Regions from separate parts of the Mus musculus genome. Here region 2 is linked to region 1. Evidence: chromatin loops called from intact Hi-C (ENCODE). Cell type or tissue: gastrocnemius. All regions are shown on one strand.

Region 1 (8,000 bases):
CCAGCGTGTAGTGTCATGTCTGAGGCAGTGAATGGAGTCAATGTTGATACGGGCTCAACTGACTCCTCCTTGGCTACCTCTGGCTCACCCCATTGTCTGCCTCAAGAGTCACAGAGCCAAGTCCTGTGAAAGCGACCCAACACCCAACACAGTGTCCTCCCTCCTCCCATGGGTGCTGGGATGACCAAAGTGTCTGACTGCTTTTCTAGAGCATTGTGGCTTCACTGTCGCTAATCTCCTTCACATTTAAGATTGCATGCACAGTTATGCTAATTAGCAGAGAGTCATAAGCTCAGGATTTGGAAGAAATTGAACTAATCTGAAGTGATATAGATGGAGTAAGAAATGAGAACTTGACTGTAGACGGAGGCCATGTTTCCCAGGCACTGCCGTTCTGTCTATAGCTAGGGGGTAAACTGCAGGCAAGCAGCCATGTTAGTTTTCAAGCTATTGGGAAGGCGCGGGCAATGACAACGTACACACAGCATGTCTATCTCATGCATAAAAATCTAGAGCATTTGTCTAGATAAGCACATGAAAACACACGGACATACTGATGTATTACATTACTGACTTGGTAGACACTTGGCTATTTGAAGGCAACCTGTGTTAATGTAGGTTTGTTAGAGATGGCTCAGTTGTTAAGAGTGCTGGCTGTTCTTCCATAGGACTCGGGTTCGATTCTCAGCACTCACACGGCTGCTCACTTATCTGTAACTCTAGTCCCAGTGGATCAGACTCCCTTTGCTGGCCTCCACACTTTGTATATATGGTACACAGCCATGCATGCAAGCAAAACACCCATACACATACATTGAAGACAAAATGAATTTTACATGATGTTATTTTATATAGTTTAAACAAATTTGTTCTTAGACAGTTTTGAACGTGTACACAGTGTGTACAGTGTGTGCAGACCACTCTGGGCCCCACTCCCTCTCATCCCTCTCCTCCCCCCTCTGCAGCTAACTTTTCCGGATGCTATAGCTTCAGTGCCTTATAAAGGAGATAAGGAATACATACGACCTAGAGAGTTGCTGAACTGACATAATGAACAGTGTGCTTGCTGTTTAAAATCACTTTTGTAGTCTAAATTCTTAATAGCTGAGACTTAAATGCCTGCAAGTGTCATATTTCCAAAGTTAGATGCTATAAGGGGCATTAGTAGAAAATGCACACAGAATCATCACTGCAAAAGCTCAGGCACTTCTCTGCTTGGTCTTTCCCTCTTGTTAGTGTTCTTTTTCTGAAGAAAGCGGGCGCTCTCAGCTTCACGTTTCACCATACGGACTCTGGGATGGTTCAGAGATTAAAGGTGTTGACTGTCAAGCTGGAAGACCTGAGTTCAATCCTAAGGAGCTACACGCTAGAAGGAGCAAACTGTCCACACTGTTGTCTGTGTAAACACACATGCACGTCTACATTCACAGGCATAGAGACACACATGCGCAGAGACACACACAGAGACACAGACACACACATGGACACACACAAACACATGGACACACACAAGCAGAGAAACACACACAAAATAAGTATGCAATAAATGTCACTCTTAAGTCACATTGAGACTGTTTGAAAACGGCTATGCTGAGTGGATTTCAAGTCCTTTTCTGTGCTGCTTCTATCTGCTAAAGCCAGTTGGAGAAAATGATGATTTTTTTTTTTTTGTTCTCCATTGCTTTCAAAAAGCCTTGCTAAATAAAAGTGACCTAGCCAGTGCTTTAAAATATTGGAGTCTTTTTAAAAAAGTAAACCTAACACTTCCTTTTGAAAAACAGTGTTTTCCAGCAAGAAGCAGGCATTAATGTTGTTTACTTTTTATGCATTTGCCTCTTAATTCTCAAAGTAAGACAGTGACAGAGTCATTAAAATAAAGGTTTAAAAGGAGCCAGCAACGACAATTGAACTAATGCTCTCAGTAGCCCAACCCAGGTTAATGGATCTCTTCTCTGTACGCGCTGTTGAAAGCCATGAAACATCTCATTTATAAATCTCATGTTTTTTTTTTTTTTTTTTTTTTTTCATTATGAGCTTAGCTCAGCTTGTAACAACTCTGCTCACTGGTATTTTCAAGATCCTCACTGCTGGTCATGGGGCTGAGAATGGAAGAGAATTTCAGGGTACATGCCCACCCCCTCACTGTCCACGAAGTGGAAGAGAAGAAGAGTGGACCTTGAACAGAAGGGACAGTGTATCTGGAAACACAGTCATGGTCCAGGGTCCTCTCATCCTGAACTCCTCAGCACAGTGTGTGCACACAGGTGCCAGGCTCCTCTGCATCAATCCATTGTCAGGCTGCCATTTTTGTACAGTGTGTCTAAGAAGTGGGTCTCTCTTCCCCATAGATCTTTGTCCTCAAATGCTCAGACTCCCCACTTGCCTTCGGCCCTGCCTGTTCCTAACTGGCGTGCTGCATATGCAAAAGACGTTCCTGGGAAGATGCTAGGCTCCTCCCTAACCTCGTGTGGGGAAGGTAGTACCTGTGAATGATACAGGGCTGGGTCCATCAACACAGCTCTCAACTCCTCATGAGAACAGGAAGAAAACACTTTGGACTTATGAGGAAACCTGTGGGGGAGCAAATAGCATGGCATCTGCAAGGTAGATAGAGAGCTGACAGAGATGGTCAGGGTGCTGTGTGTGTCAGAATGTATGCTGCTGCTCACTTCAAATACATCAAGGGGGGTGGGGTGGTGGTGGTTTTGTCTGTTTTTCTCTTGTAGTCTGGGGGTGGAAGCCAAGGCCTTGTACACGCTAAACAAGCTCTCCATCACTAAACCATCCCCCATGCTCCTTTTACTTTCAATTTCAAGGTCACACTGAGCTGTCCAAGCTGACCTTGAACTCACTCTCAAGCCCATGCAGGGCTTTACCAAACTCAGTCCTCCTGCCTCAGCCTCTAAAAGACCTTGGCATCCAGGCCTGGCTATGAATGATTCTTAATAAAGACGTGCTTTTAACCATCAGTGCTGGGGGGCGGGACTGGGAGGTACAGCTCAGCGGTAGAACCTGGGCTTCCAGAGCAGGGCGCACACAAACAGAAAATCCCCTTCTTAAAATAAAACGGTGCAGGGAAACTGGCTATGACGGGAATCAGATGATAACCACCTCTAAATGAGTGGATCTCTTGTTTGCCAGTAGAATAGTTAGCTCCTAATAGTGTTTTGTGCAGTTTTAAAAGAATCCTCATAAGGCAGTTTTAAGAGTACAAAGCCACCTACCTACATGAGAGGCAAAAAGGATTTGAGTAACAGCACATTTTATAAGACTGTAAGGGAAGTGAAGAGTCTACCCTTCTCTCAGGAAAGGACTGGAAACCCATCTTCTACGTGTAAGACAAAAGTGGAGGGTCTCTTACCTGTGTGCTGACTGGAGGCTCTATCCCAGCTTCCAGAAAAAAAAAAGAATTACATCTTTAAAAGCTGACTATTTTCTTTTACCTACTTATTTCCTATCAACTTGATATCTAAAAACATCTAAGGTGTGCAATGGTCTCTTTTTCAAACTGTAGCATTGACCAACTATCATAAGCCCACAAATTAATGTCTGTCTTTAAGTCTGTGTCCCTGAGTTTCCAGGGATGTGTCCCACCCCAGGGCTCCGTTTTCAGTTTTCACGGATGCCTAAAGCATTTGAGCCTGACACTGCCTGCTGGCCTAAAGGTCAGGCTGGATGTAGAAAGCACAGCTGAGGGGGCTGTGCCTGTGTGGATAGCACTTCTCTGCTGCTAGACTGCAAAGTGGAAGAACCTGTAGACTAATTCTCCACAGATTCAATTAATGGATGGAATTTCACACAGCAAACAGAAAGACCTGTTATTCCCTCTGCAAACTCAGTGGAGTCTTGAAATAACAGAGTGCGGCGCCCTCTGGGGAAGGCACTGTGCATAGCAGGAGCAGCCCCATTGTGACAAGAAGCAGCTGGAAGCTCCTAGAAAGGTCTCTGACCTGACTCCTACCTAGTAAACAGAGCTGTCATCTCACAAGCCCTACTGACCTCAGCCCCTCCCTCTTGAGATGTGCAGCTTCACAATCTTTTTTCTTTTTCTCTTCACTCTTTTCTCTTCCTCTCCCTTGGAAGTTCTCTTGTTTGTAAGTGTGGCCCCGGGAGAATGAAGGATGCAAGTAATTTAATGACCAGAAATTAGGAAAACACTTTGGAGTTCCTTTCTTAAGTCTTTTCCCCCAGGGTTTTCATTGATTCTTGGTGTAAACGGCCTATCTCCCCCACCCCCTTTCGACCTGTTGTAATTTCATAAAATAAATATATGTTTTATGCTTTTTTTTTCCCTCTATGAGTCTGTATTTCATCCATGTGTACAATGAAGGAAAATCATCAGGAGCCTGTTTGATGGTGGACTGGAGACCAGAGGGCAACCAGGTGACCGGATCAATGCACCATGACACACTTTACAACCCAACATGCCTTTTTTTTTTTCTACTGGAAGCTAAGAGGGACAGGGTGCTGCTGAGACAGGTACGTGGCTGCTGAAAGCAGACTGCATGGGTGTTAATTCAATGCCCCCCACTTCCTGGGGGCAGCCTTGGACGAGGCTTTGCTTGTGGAGGACAGTGCAATGTCTATGGTGCACAGCTAAAACACTGCCCAGCGGCTGGAAGCGCATCAGAAACCAATGATGACGTGTGAGCAGCTCTAACCGGAAAACGGCTGGGTTGGCATTTTCAGAACGTTGCTTCCGCTTTCTGTTCTCTATATATTATGGCGCTGGTGCAGCACCCAAGGGCCTGGGGTAGCTAAGGGAAGCAGTCTCCACGTATACTCTCAGCCCTTACATCATAACATCTGGGAACATTTTCCATTTTGTGACTCTACTAGCTAGAAGCAAGGTTTATGATTTTATTACAGGAATCTGCATATCGCAGCATGGATAAACACAAAAAGAAATCTGTGTCATCTGAAGAAGCCATGAGCCTGAGGGAGCAACACAGATTTGCGGTGTCAGAAATGGTTGTGGAAACAAACAAACAAACAAACAAACAAACAAAAATATCACAGCCACCTTTGCAGCCTGACCTGGAACTAGAAGTATCTGAAAGTTTAAATTAATTAAGTCAATTAAAGTGATCTAATTTGTTAAATTTAAATAATTTAATGGTTGGTTAATAAGTTTTAATTAATCACTTTAATTTGAAATAAGTCAGGAATAAAAACATCAAACAACTAATGTTTTTGATAGTAAAATGATGTGGTTTTTATCCTGTCGTCTGGAACAAACCAGAATTTCGATCAGGTGGCTTGGTCTAAGGATTGCCTATTAACTGACAACTCCTTACTCTTCGAGGAATCTCAGCTGAAAATGAAATAGAGTTAGAAGCAGACACTGAAATCTAGAAGAGTAGGGATGGCGCTGGCCTAGGGGAGCATCAGTGGTTTAAGCCTAAGGAGAGGATACACTTAGTGTGTGGTGAAAGGCTGCTTGAGTAGGCGGGTCTTGGAGAGCAAGGCTTGTGATTGGCACAGGGTAGAGGAGAGTCCCACCTACCTGCCCCACCTACCCAGCGACAAATAGGATGAAACTAAAGGCGGACTCCTGCACATGAGAGAGCATGTGTAGGAAGCATATGTGTGTATGGATCAGGCGCCTGTGTGTGGCCCAGTGCTTATGCACAAGGCTGGAAGAGGAAGAAGGGTGTCCTATATCAGTCTCTGCCTTGTTTTTTTGAGGCAGAGTCTCTTACTGAACCAGAGCCTGCATTTTCTAGTGGGGCTGGCAGCCAGCAAGCCCCAGGGAGCCGGCGCTGGAGTTTCAGGTGTGTTCATGACTACCCCTAGATTTTCTGTAGGTTCAGGGACCTGAATTCAACACCTCCTCTTGACTGCCGAGCCATCTCTCCAGAACTGCCTGTCTAGGTTTGTTTCGTTTTGATTCCTTGAAAAATAATTTACAATTCGTTGAAAGTTTGGAAATTTAGGGCTGTTTTGTTTTTGCCTTGCAGGGGGGAAAAAACCCCAAAGCAAATATGACTTGAAGTTTGCAAAATAGTCTCCACGGACAGAGAATGAATGAGCACAGGGAGAGATCCAGCAGGTACCCCGCAGTGCGCAACTTGAGCTCAGGGCTCTGGTGCTGTCTTAACTCTGTGACACAGTCTCAACTTTCTGCTGAGAGGCAGCCATCAGAGTGCCCACTGGGTGCTCCCTGTGTGACCTGCACTAGGCCAGGTGCTCTCTATTTAAAGGTTTCCCTAAGCCTCATGGCCACTCAACACAGGGTTCCGGTTTCATCCCCGTTTAGAAAAGGATACTCTGATTGACAGGCGGGCCAGGGAAAGTCCCCAAAGGAAAGTCATTGAAGGTGTTGGGATTTGAGCTCATTTCCACAGAGAAACGTGGCCTTCTCCTCTAAGTCACATAGGGACTCTATCTATATGGGGGGATGGGGGGACAACCACATAAGTAAAAAAGAAAAGCATAAAAATATCACGCAAAGCCTAAGCCACCTTTCCAGTTTGTAGCAGCAGCTGACGAGATGCTAATTATATGCTAGCTGAAAACAATTAAGATTTCTCTCAGAGAGTGGAAGGCATTATCGTTTAAATATGTTCATTCAAATATTTTCACACGTTTTTATGGGCCTGGGGTAGCTTATTTAAAATCAAATAAATAATTAACATTGTGAGAACTTGAATGCTGACCAATGTGGATCGATTTCGAAACCATCCCTTGGAGTGAGATAGAGGAGCAAGCTACAGAATGTGACATGATGCCATGGCTTGAATCTCAAAGGTGCCCTCCTCTGCTCCTGTTTTATAAACACTTGTTCCCAGCTGGCACACTAATTTTTTGGGGGAGAGATGGGACCTAAATGGGAGAAGTAGGCCTTTGAAGGTGTTATCCGATCCTGGTTCCCCAAAATCTGTCTCCTGTTCCACCCTAATGTGAACAGCCTCATACTTCGGCTGCGATGACTCAAGCTGCCTTTTCCACACCTTCACAGCCGCAAACCTTTCCTCTCTTCGGCTGCTCTATCTGGTGTGTCATGGTCATGGTGACTCAAAGGGAACTGATACACAGTTATTTATCATTTGGTCTAATCTTCAAACTACAGAGTCCTTCTGTGGATCACGTAGGAATAAACGCACATTTAGAAAAGTCATGAAACCGCAGCTCAGGTTGTTATACGTCAACGGCTGGCTGCTCTGACGACCCCCAGAGTGCCAGTGGCTCAAAGAATAAAGGATCGCTTGTTCTCCCGTTGCGGTTGCCTGTGGATGTTTCCGGTTCCGGTGGCCATTCCAAGATCTCAGCTCTTTCTGTCTTATGGCTCTTGGCTTCCATCTCTTCAGATGGCGACTGGAAGAAGGCCCAAGGGACAGAATCTGATCTGTGACTATTTGGGCAAAAGAAGTGACATTGCCAAGTGCACCCTGGGCCACGTGGCAAGGATGAAACCTTCAGGCCATATCAAACCGCCGGGAAGACTAGAACCTAGGAAGTAGCATATTGAGCCCCAGAAGAAATAGTCCATCGGTGCTGATAAGTCTCCAGACGGGATGGCACACAGGAATCCCTGGTAGCTGCTCTGGTGCTCAGGGGAAAAGTCGCCAGGGCCATGTTGCCGATCTCATATCTTAAAAGTTGAATGGAGGGCACATATGACTTAATTAGGCCACTCTCCATTTTCTCCCTCTTGACAGGCTCAACAGCTTCATAGAGAAGAAATGTGGAGGCCAAAGCTTGTATCATGCTTCATGTTACCCAGTCTTCGATCTTCAACTAAACCAGGGCCGACCAATGAAGGCACGGTGAGTTTGCAATGTTCCTTATGATATCGCCTGTTTAGCTGATAGTGACAAAAAGAGGAGGAGAGGAAGTGACAGAGACTGCAGATGGCCCCCGAAGCTTAAAATATTTATATCTGGCCCGTAGAAAAGACTTGTCTGCCACTTTGCTCAAATTAAAGAAAACGTGGCTTGCTATCCAAAAACCATATGTCAGAACTTGCTAGGTGGCGGGGCGCCGTGCTCACATCAGAT
Region 2 (8,000 bases), 790 kb before region 1:
GCCCTAGATGTCACCCTTAGAGGACACTGGTTCTGCGCTTGTCAACTTTCAGTCCCTGTAACAAACACTGGAATTAAACAGTTCATATGGAGATGACGGCCCACAGCTCTCCATGACTGGCTGGTCCTGTGGGTTCAAGCCCGTGATGAGGCATTGCACCACTGGGGAAGGCATGTGGCAAAGGATGGAAGACACAAGAAGGAAGAGCGCAGAGTCCCAGGTACCAGGACTGGACTATTAGATTTAAAATGGTGAATTAAATCAAACTCTGTGGGGCTTCTAGTTTCTTCTGTATGTACAGCAAGGGGAAGGCGAGCTGCGTGGAGGAAATGGGGCACGTCACCCGAGGTGAGAGCTCTGGGATACTCACAAGCAGTGCACGACTGTGCGGCCTTCGCCGCCATTGTATTCCTCCTGCCACTTGTCCACCTGGCGTATGAGCTTCAAGAAGGAGCGCTTGGACACGGGCGTGTCCCTGTACATCGGCCAGCCCAGGAACTGGAACTGCTGAACCATCCGATGTCCATCCTGGGGCTGCAGAGGACAAGGGACCAATCAGGGAGTGGAGGAAGAGGCCTGACTTACCTTACTGGGTTGGGGGGGCTGACTCCGCCCACTTGATCTTCCCTGACTCCTCCTACTTGGTTTTCCCATCAGGGCAAGGCATTAGTTACTAGGGAGACTCAAGCCAGTGCATAACAAAGGGTGATTCTGCAGGCCTGGAGAGTTATGACTTTAATCTCCAGTGGTTATAAAGATCCAGGTGTTTTAAATGACAGGGCATCGTAAACCAGAGTAGAGCAGAATGCTTACATTTTGCAAAAGCCCAGAGAAAAATAGCAACAAGATTAACCATGCTGTGTATTGTGTGGAAAAATGTCTTCACTTTAATTACAAGTAAATTAAAGGTAAGGGATAAATTATAACCTGGAAATGTTTGTGAGTTCAGTGCGATGTGGATTCTGCCCTGTTTTCTATATAATATGGCTTTGCTTAATGATGCAGCTTTCGGTGAGCGATCAATCTTTAATTAATCAGTGCATATAATTAAACAGGATTATAGAAATTAAAAAGCATTGCTGGCTTCAGCTTCGGAAGGACCCTCTTGGCACAGGTAGGTCTCTCAGGTACGCTGGTCAGCTCTTACCCCACCTCTGCCTCAGTCTCCACTCTTCCCAGACCTGGGCTGACAGAGCCTCTGGCCTTCAGATCTAGAGTTTTCCGTTTCCCTCTGGATATCATTGGTGGATACCAGTCAGTCACCATTTAGAGCTCTTTCCTGAATGACACCCTCATGTACTCAAAAGCCAACCTCAGGGATCAATCGTCCTCCCACACCTACTGTGTTCCAAATTGAGCTTAGTTTCTTACTGCCTCCCATGTCTGTTTTTCCCACAGGCCAAACAACCCCAGCTAATGATGATCCTGCCACTTCTTCTTGGGATCCATTTCTTGAGAGTCACCTTGACTGTCTGGGATCCACCCTCAGGATCAAGCAGGCTCTCTCCACTGCTTATATCTCCAATGCCACCACTCCTGTCCTGCCACTGTCACCTGTCATCTGGGTCCTTCTCACGGCTGTCTGGACTGTCTCTCAGAATCTGATCTCAAGGCAGAAACCAGAGAGTCCATTTCCAGATGTAGATGGTTAGGTGGCACACTTCTCCTGGAAACCTGTAGTGGCTTCATTGCTTTCATGCAAGAGCTGGCTGGCTAGCAGTGGCAGGGAAGGCCCTGCAGATTCCTGTGCCTCAACCCTCAGCGCCTCCTGTCTTAGCTCACTTGTCTCCAGACACAGCAGTGTCCTAGTGTGTCTGGAACGCAACAGGTTCTGCCCCTCCACAGAGCCCCTTTGTGGCCACTTCCTGCCTGAGAGCTGTCTTTCTAGAGCGCTCCTGGCCACTCCCTCCCTTTCTCAGTGTCTGCTCACATGGCATGCCCATTGCAAATGAGAACAAATGATCCCTTTGCTGCGTAACCTGGCACTCTTTTTCCCTTTAAGATTTACCGCTTTCTGGCACACCATAATTCCGTTATGCCTGTTATTCGTTGCCTTCTGATAGAGGTTCTTTGTTTTAGTCAAGACCCTTTCCTGGGGCCCATCTTTGCAATCCTTTGTAAAACTCATTTTTTTTTTTTACAACCCCCATTCTGTCAGTTTAGCAAGTGTCTTGCCCTCCAATAAGGGACCACTCCATATCTGATCAAGTTCTTTAGCTTCCACCGTGCCTTAGTGATGTTGCTCCCTGGCCCATCTTCAGCAAGACCCTCTTGTCTCCACCTACTGACTATCATCTGTTCTAGAATAGACTCACGCCCTTGCTGGGATCAGGGAGCATTTGCCACTTTGTTACAGTGTTAAACAAGTAGCATTTGCCACTTAGTGACAGTGTCTAACAAAGTCTTTCTTATTGTGCTTTACCTTGTTAAAAACTCTCTTTAACAAGCTTCCTCTTAGCATATAAGCCCCATAAGGCCTGGGATTTGTTTTGTTGACCGAGAAGTTCCAACCCCCTAGAACAGAGCCTGCTATTGATAGATTAGACATGCCAACACCATGCAGGTAAGATGAAAGTGGAAACCCAGTTCAAGCACGGTTGGCTTGGCTCTTACTCTGGAGGCGTTGTAAATCCTGAAAATTCTGCTGATGATGTCTTCTTCTAAGTCTGCAGACACGAATTCCACCTGGATGGGGCCATGTCTGTGCACTCCATTTTCTGGCCAGTACTGTGGACACAGCTGAACCCAGAATACAACAAGAAGTGTAATTACAAAGGTGACTGGACGGCAGTTTGGATATGATCAGCATTGACAAAATTATTTGAGCTCCAATTCTTTTATTCTACTACTCTGGTTGTTTTCTCAAAAAGTGTGTGTTAGCCAGGTGCACTTGGGCTTCCTGAAGATCTTTGTAACATGGAATCCCTTTGCAAGGTCTCACTCATGCTAAAAGGAATATGTGTCTAGGCCCCAAGAAGATGACTCCAGACTCCACTATAATGATGACACTTAGGCAAACATGAGTACCTGGAAAGACTCATGCTCTTCCAAGGGATTGCTGGAACATGTTAATTCCGGATAACTGGCAAATGCTGGGTGTATCAACACATTCTGTTAAAGCTAATTGATGTTCCATTAAAAAGAGGATTCATGGGAGGGTCAGATTTCTCTTTTGATGACGTTGACTTTTGAAATGACCTAAATTGTCACTGTCACGTGGTAAAATGTGATTTATATATTCAAGATCACAAGATAAATTCTCGGTTAACAGTGAAAAATATCCTCTTTTTTCTCCCTCTTTATCCATGATAAATCTTTAATCCTTGTTAAAGATTAAGAGGGTAAGTAGGGTAGCCGAGACTATTCTTTACATTAGCTACGCCTGCTGGATTTAGAAATTACATTTATTTATTTATTTATTTATTTTTGAATAATGCTTCCATGGGATTTTTTTTCTTCCTCACCAGCATTTCCTAGCGACAGGTTATTAAACTTGCCTTGTCAAACAATGGTATGTAGATGTTTATTTCCCTTTTGATTCCCAAGGGTGCCCACTGTTCACACAGGCATGATGACCAAGAGCTGAGATGGCAGTAAAAGCCATAACAAACACTTTTAAACTGTTCTGCCCATTCCTCAGTGGACAGAGCAGGCTTTGCTCTCTGTTGATATTTTTCCCAGTTCAAGCAACTGATCAAATGCTTGTCATTTACACTGCAGAAATATGAATGGCCCGGGCTGGCATCTAGCTCTTGGCACACTGTGTCCTACATTCTGCCTGAGGAAACCATGTAGAAAATGGCTTAAATGGTGCATAACACATCCATGAGCTGGTCCGATAAATACTTAAAACAGTCGAGTGGGAGCTTCGGACGCTTATGACGCTCCGGAGTTCCAGCTTCCAGTTTAGCGTTTGCTAAAAGACAAGAGTCCCAGAAGCCTTTCTAGCCCCGCTCTGGAAATCAGCTCTATCTGCTGAATAGAATTGGGAGTCTCTTTGTCTCTCCGTCTGCCAGTCAGCTAAGACTTGGTTTGAGTCCAGACGGTTTGCTTTAGAATTTGGCTTTGGCATTCAGACACGGATGCTCAGGGAGCACCCCGGAGTCCGTGACATCTTGGTCACCCGTAGTTTATCCATATGCACGTCCCATCAGGAACGGGGTACACTTCTCCTAGCCTGTGTCTGGCTCTTAGATTGGTGAAACCTGACTGTGGCCTAGAACTTAGAATGACAGGTTTGGTTCCATTTGAAACTGGCGGGGCTTTCACAGACAGTGACAATCTGTTCTGCGAGTGGGGAGGAGGGAGGAAGAATTCTAAAACGTTGACACGAAGCCAAAAGGAGTGGAGAAGAACAAGGGCTGTCATTATTATTTCATCAGCTAGCTTTCAAGTGAGAGCCTCAGTCACATAATACGGTGCCTTCAATGTAATTAAAAACCCTAGCCGCATACGGAGCATTAGCAGCATCAGGCCACGTTTTGGGAAGGAGACATCTTGTCCTGTTTACATGCTGAAATACTCCAGGAGCCTCCACCAGCACCCCTGCCCTATCTAAAACAGCAGTTTCTCTACTGGATAGAAAAACGAATTTGGTGTTCAAATAAGTTCACTCTTAATATGCACTAAGCTTGAGGTTTCCCTAAGGCCCTCTGTCATGGCAGCGAAGCCTGTGCTGAGAATCGATTCTGCTCCCAAAGGGCCTTGGGACTCTCCTGACCCCTCCAAGAAAATTCTGTCACCCAGCTCAGTAGTGTGGCTTTCTGCCTCCTCCTCACTGTGGGAGGGGCCACCTGAGAACCTCCCTGAGCTGCTGAGTTTACATCCAGTTCCCAGGGTTGCTTCTTTTATGATTGCTGCCGGTCTTTAAACCTTCACTATCTGGCCACCATGTTGCCTCCCTCTTGCAGGCCCCAGCTGAGCACTTCCAAGAAGCACAGGTGCCTAAAAACATGAGATCCAGGCCTGTCCCATCTCCGCTGGTTGGCTCGCTCTTTTTAGCTGTGCAATGTGTGGTCCCCATCTGTGCCCCTGTCTTTCTTCTTCCAGTATCCTATGCTTTCAGTCTGTCTGCTTGCTTCTCACCGACTGTCTTCTACAGCTCTAATGCTTATTTGTAAACCCTTGTGTTTCCAAATCTTTGCCGGGCCATGGGCACGGGCCGTGGGGCTTGCACATCTTATACAAACAAAGCACAAGCAGACTTGACTCTCTGACTTGAGGTCTGCCTGAAGGAGTCCCTGGACTCACCTGGGCAGGATCCACATCGTTCAGCATAACTACGGATGTGCAGTGGTAATCCAAGACCAGTCGCCAGAAGTCTTTGACGGTGTTTGGCAAAGGATGCTGGGTGACTATAAATGCTGAAGGCTGTTTATAGCTCTGCAGACACGAAGAGAAAGATCCAGATATAAACAGCACAACGTGAGGGGAGGCAGTGGAGATATTTTGTGCATGTGGAGATGTGCGGCAAAACGCATCCGATGTGTTTAGTACTTGTTTGGCTCTATCATCCTTGTCAACTCCAAAATGGACTAAAAATAAACTTTTCTGTGAAACTATGATGAATCATTCTCACTTTGATATCATGGGAACTTCACATTTATTTCTTACCATTTTGTTTTATACTTCTGACGGGCAATGTATTGGCTCTCTCTATTAATAATTTTAGGGGAGGGTGTTTCACTTTACTTTAAAAACTAAGTACCATGAAAACAGTTCTTTCTCAAACTTGCTGGTTTGTTGTTTATCTGGGCGACTCGGTTGCTTATTCCTGCCATGAAAGATATGCACGCTTTTGTTAGCTCTGGGAGCTTTAAACAAGCTTAAGCCCCTTTTATGATATCACACCAGCGGAATTAAAATTTACACATTAGCACTGAAAATATCCGTTTACTTTCTTGTCAGTTGAATAGCAAGAAGTAAACAGACTGGCAGGAAGCGATGAGTTGTGTTTCCTTCCCATGTTAATTACCACCTAAATTAGGAAGAAAGAGAACTAAATAATGCTGTCTGTCACCGTATCCCCTTTCCCCGCCAGATACCTTAACAGCTGCCCCTTGCTTTCTGGCCGGTAGGCTAAAAACCTGACAGTGTGGCATAGGTGATCTTTGTGTCTGAGCACTTCAGACAGGTGGATAGTTGGCTTGTGAAGCAGTAACTGCTGCTCCTCACCAAACCACACACTGGAATGCTAACTCTGTTTTTGTTGTTGGATGTGATAGCTTGCCTCTGGAAAGGCTCAGGGGGCAGATAAGTGAGATAAGGGTTCCCTGTGTCCCCGGGGCTCTGTCTCGGGGACATGCGTTGTCTATTTCCTTCCCATGTGTCCCCAGTGCCTTACGTCCATTAGGGCTGCATTGATGTAGTTGCTGCTCTCTCCATCGATGGTGATGAGGAAGGGCAGGCAGCGGTCCGGAGGCAGGATGTCCATGCAGCGATTTTTCTCGTGGTTCCGGGGTAGGAGTGCGATGCTGCAGTCCTCCACACGCAGCGTGGGGGTCACCATGTTGAGAGTCTGTGGGATAAATGGGAAAGGTGAGATCTCCCAGCTCCAGTCAGGTCTCCACAGGTGGCTGATTTCCTGCTTCCCCATGACTCCATAGCATGAATACACTTTGAAAACACTGTATTGTACCCCATAAACAAGTGCAGTTATAATGTGCCAACTGAAAAATGTGATACAACTGAGAGACTCCTTAGGAAGTGTGGGCTGATAAGATGGTCCAGAAAGGAGCTAAGGGCAAGTCGATTCTCTAAAAGGCATATAAGGTAGGCTCAGCTGGCTGAAATCTACAGGCTCCATTTTCTCTTTCCCTCGTTGAGTTTTGTCTACACACAGCACATAGCAGCCAGAGGCAGAGGCTAAGGGTCCTTGCAGATCCATAGAATACAGCACCCGTAGCTCTGACTAGAGCAGGTTACTGAAAATCTTGGAGGCCAGAAGTTGGAGAGGATTTGGTCTAGAGTTAGGTACAGTTAGATAAAACCTGAACATAAGTAACTTTTACCTAAATGAAGATTTAGGCACATGGAGTGTCCTGCAAAGCCATGTCCATGGTTGGGCTGCACCCATGCTTCGTTATACTGTGAATCAAGTGTCCTGATCTTGGAACTGGTTGGTGGCTATCTGACATGCAGATGACACCGCTAGACTAGAGACTGTGAAGCCAAGTAGTTCTGGCCCTGGAGGGGTTTGGCCTGGTGCTGCTACAGACATTTTGAAAGCAGAGCCAGGGTCAATGCTAAACACCCTATTGGCCACACAGGAAAGTCATCCAGCCTCAACTGTCACTAGTCCCTAGGTGAGAAGCTCTTGTTGATTCAAAGGAGGGCCTAAGAGCTTACTTTAAGGAGTTTTCCTAAAGAGGGAAAGCCATAGCCTTCCAATCTCCCTGCCCCACCCTGCCTGGCTCCCCGATTACCCGGAATTCCTCTTTAATTTGGCTTGAGTTTGTCTGTGGGTCCAGTTTGTTCATGTCATAGTAGAGAGACCTGACTTGGGAGGCAGGGATGGAGGTGTCTCCACAAAGACAGGCTTCCAGGATCGCATCATGGATAAAGACGTACTGCTCCTGAAGAGGCAAGATGGACTTAGTTAGTGATGGGGAAGAACTGAAGATGAACCCAGAGGGCTAGAGAAGGCAGGGGTAGTGTTCTGTAACCCAGCTGATAGGAGCAGCCCATCCACAACAGAGAAGCATCAGGAGGCCCGTGTGCCAGGGCACTGGGCTGTCCAGCTTTATCAAGAATATCCCACAGACCAATTACAGCGGGTGGGACAGTAGCCAAAACACCTCTCGAGTTCCAATCCCATGAATTTGGAACCCAAATTCAGATGGGGAGTGAGCATGATTTTGGTTGACGTTGGAAGAATTTCCTAATCAAGTTCACAATATAAAAATGGTTCAGGGAAACTCAACCACGCTCCGGAGACAGTTGCAATTGTTAGTTATTTCAAACCGTTAGTTAATGGTTCTAGTTCTGATAATTATCAAAGT

The links. Hi-C counts contacts between places; a loop is a spot of excess contacts. Peaks named below come from ENCODE experiments on the same cell type or tissue, not always from the same donor. Only the 100,000 strongest peaks of a DNase experiment are listed, where the experiment ranks them.
Region 2: it touches region 1 in a loop (8-fold over the local background); 11 of 42 quality-filtered maps call a loop at or near these places.

The regions. Positions count from the first base shown.
Region 1 is chr17:67,469,477-67,477,476 of GRCm38, forward strand. No RefSeq gene overlaps it. Among named protein-coding and RNA genes, the nearest start is that of Gm36152, 110 kb to the left of the region's middle. In gastrocnemius, a CTCF peak has its summit at 3,873; a DNase peak (open chromatin) is centred at 3,879; H3K4me3 peaks cover 749 bases; H3K27ac peaks cover 2,468 bases.
Region 2 is chr17:66,683,001-66,691,000 of GRCm38, forward strand. It overlaps Ptprm (protein tyrosine phosphatase, receptor type, M), which reads right to left. Exons shown (of 31, transcript NM_008984.2): 25 at 7,425-7,574; 26 at 6,344-6,517; 27 at 5,251-5,382; 28 at 2,614-2,739; 29 at 371-534. Among named protein-coding and RNA genes, the nearest start is that of 1700016K05Rik, 27 kb to the right of the region's middle. In gastrocnemius, no CTCF peak of the experiment used is centred here; DNase peaks (open chromatin) are centred at 3,780, 4,122, 4,735 and 7,770.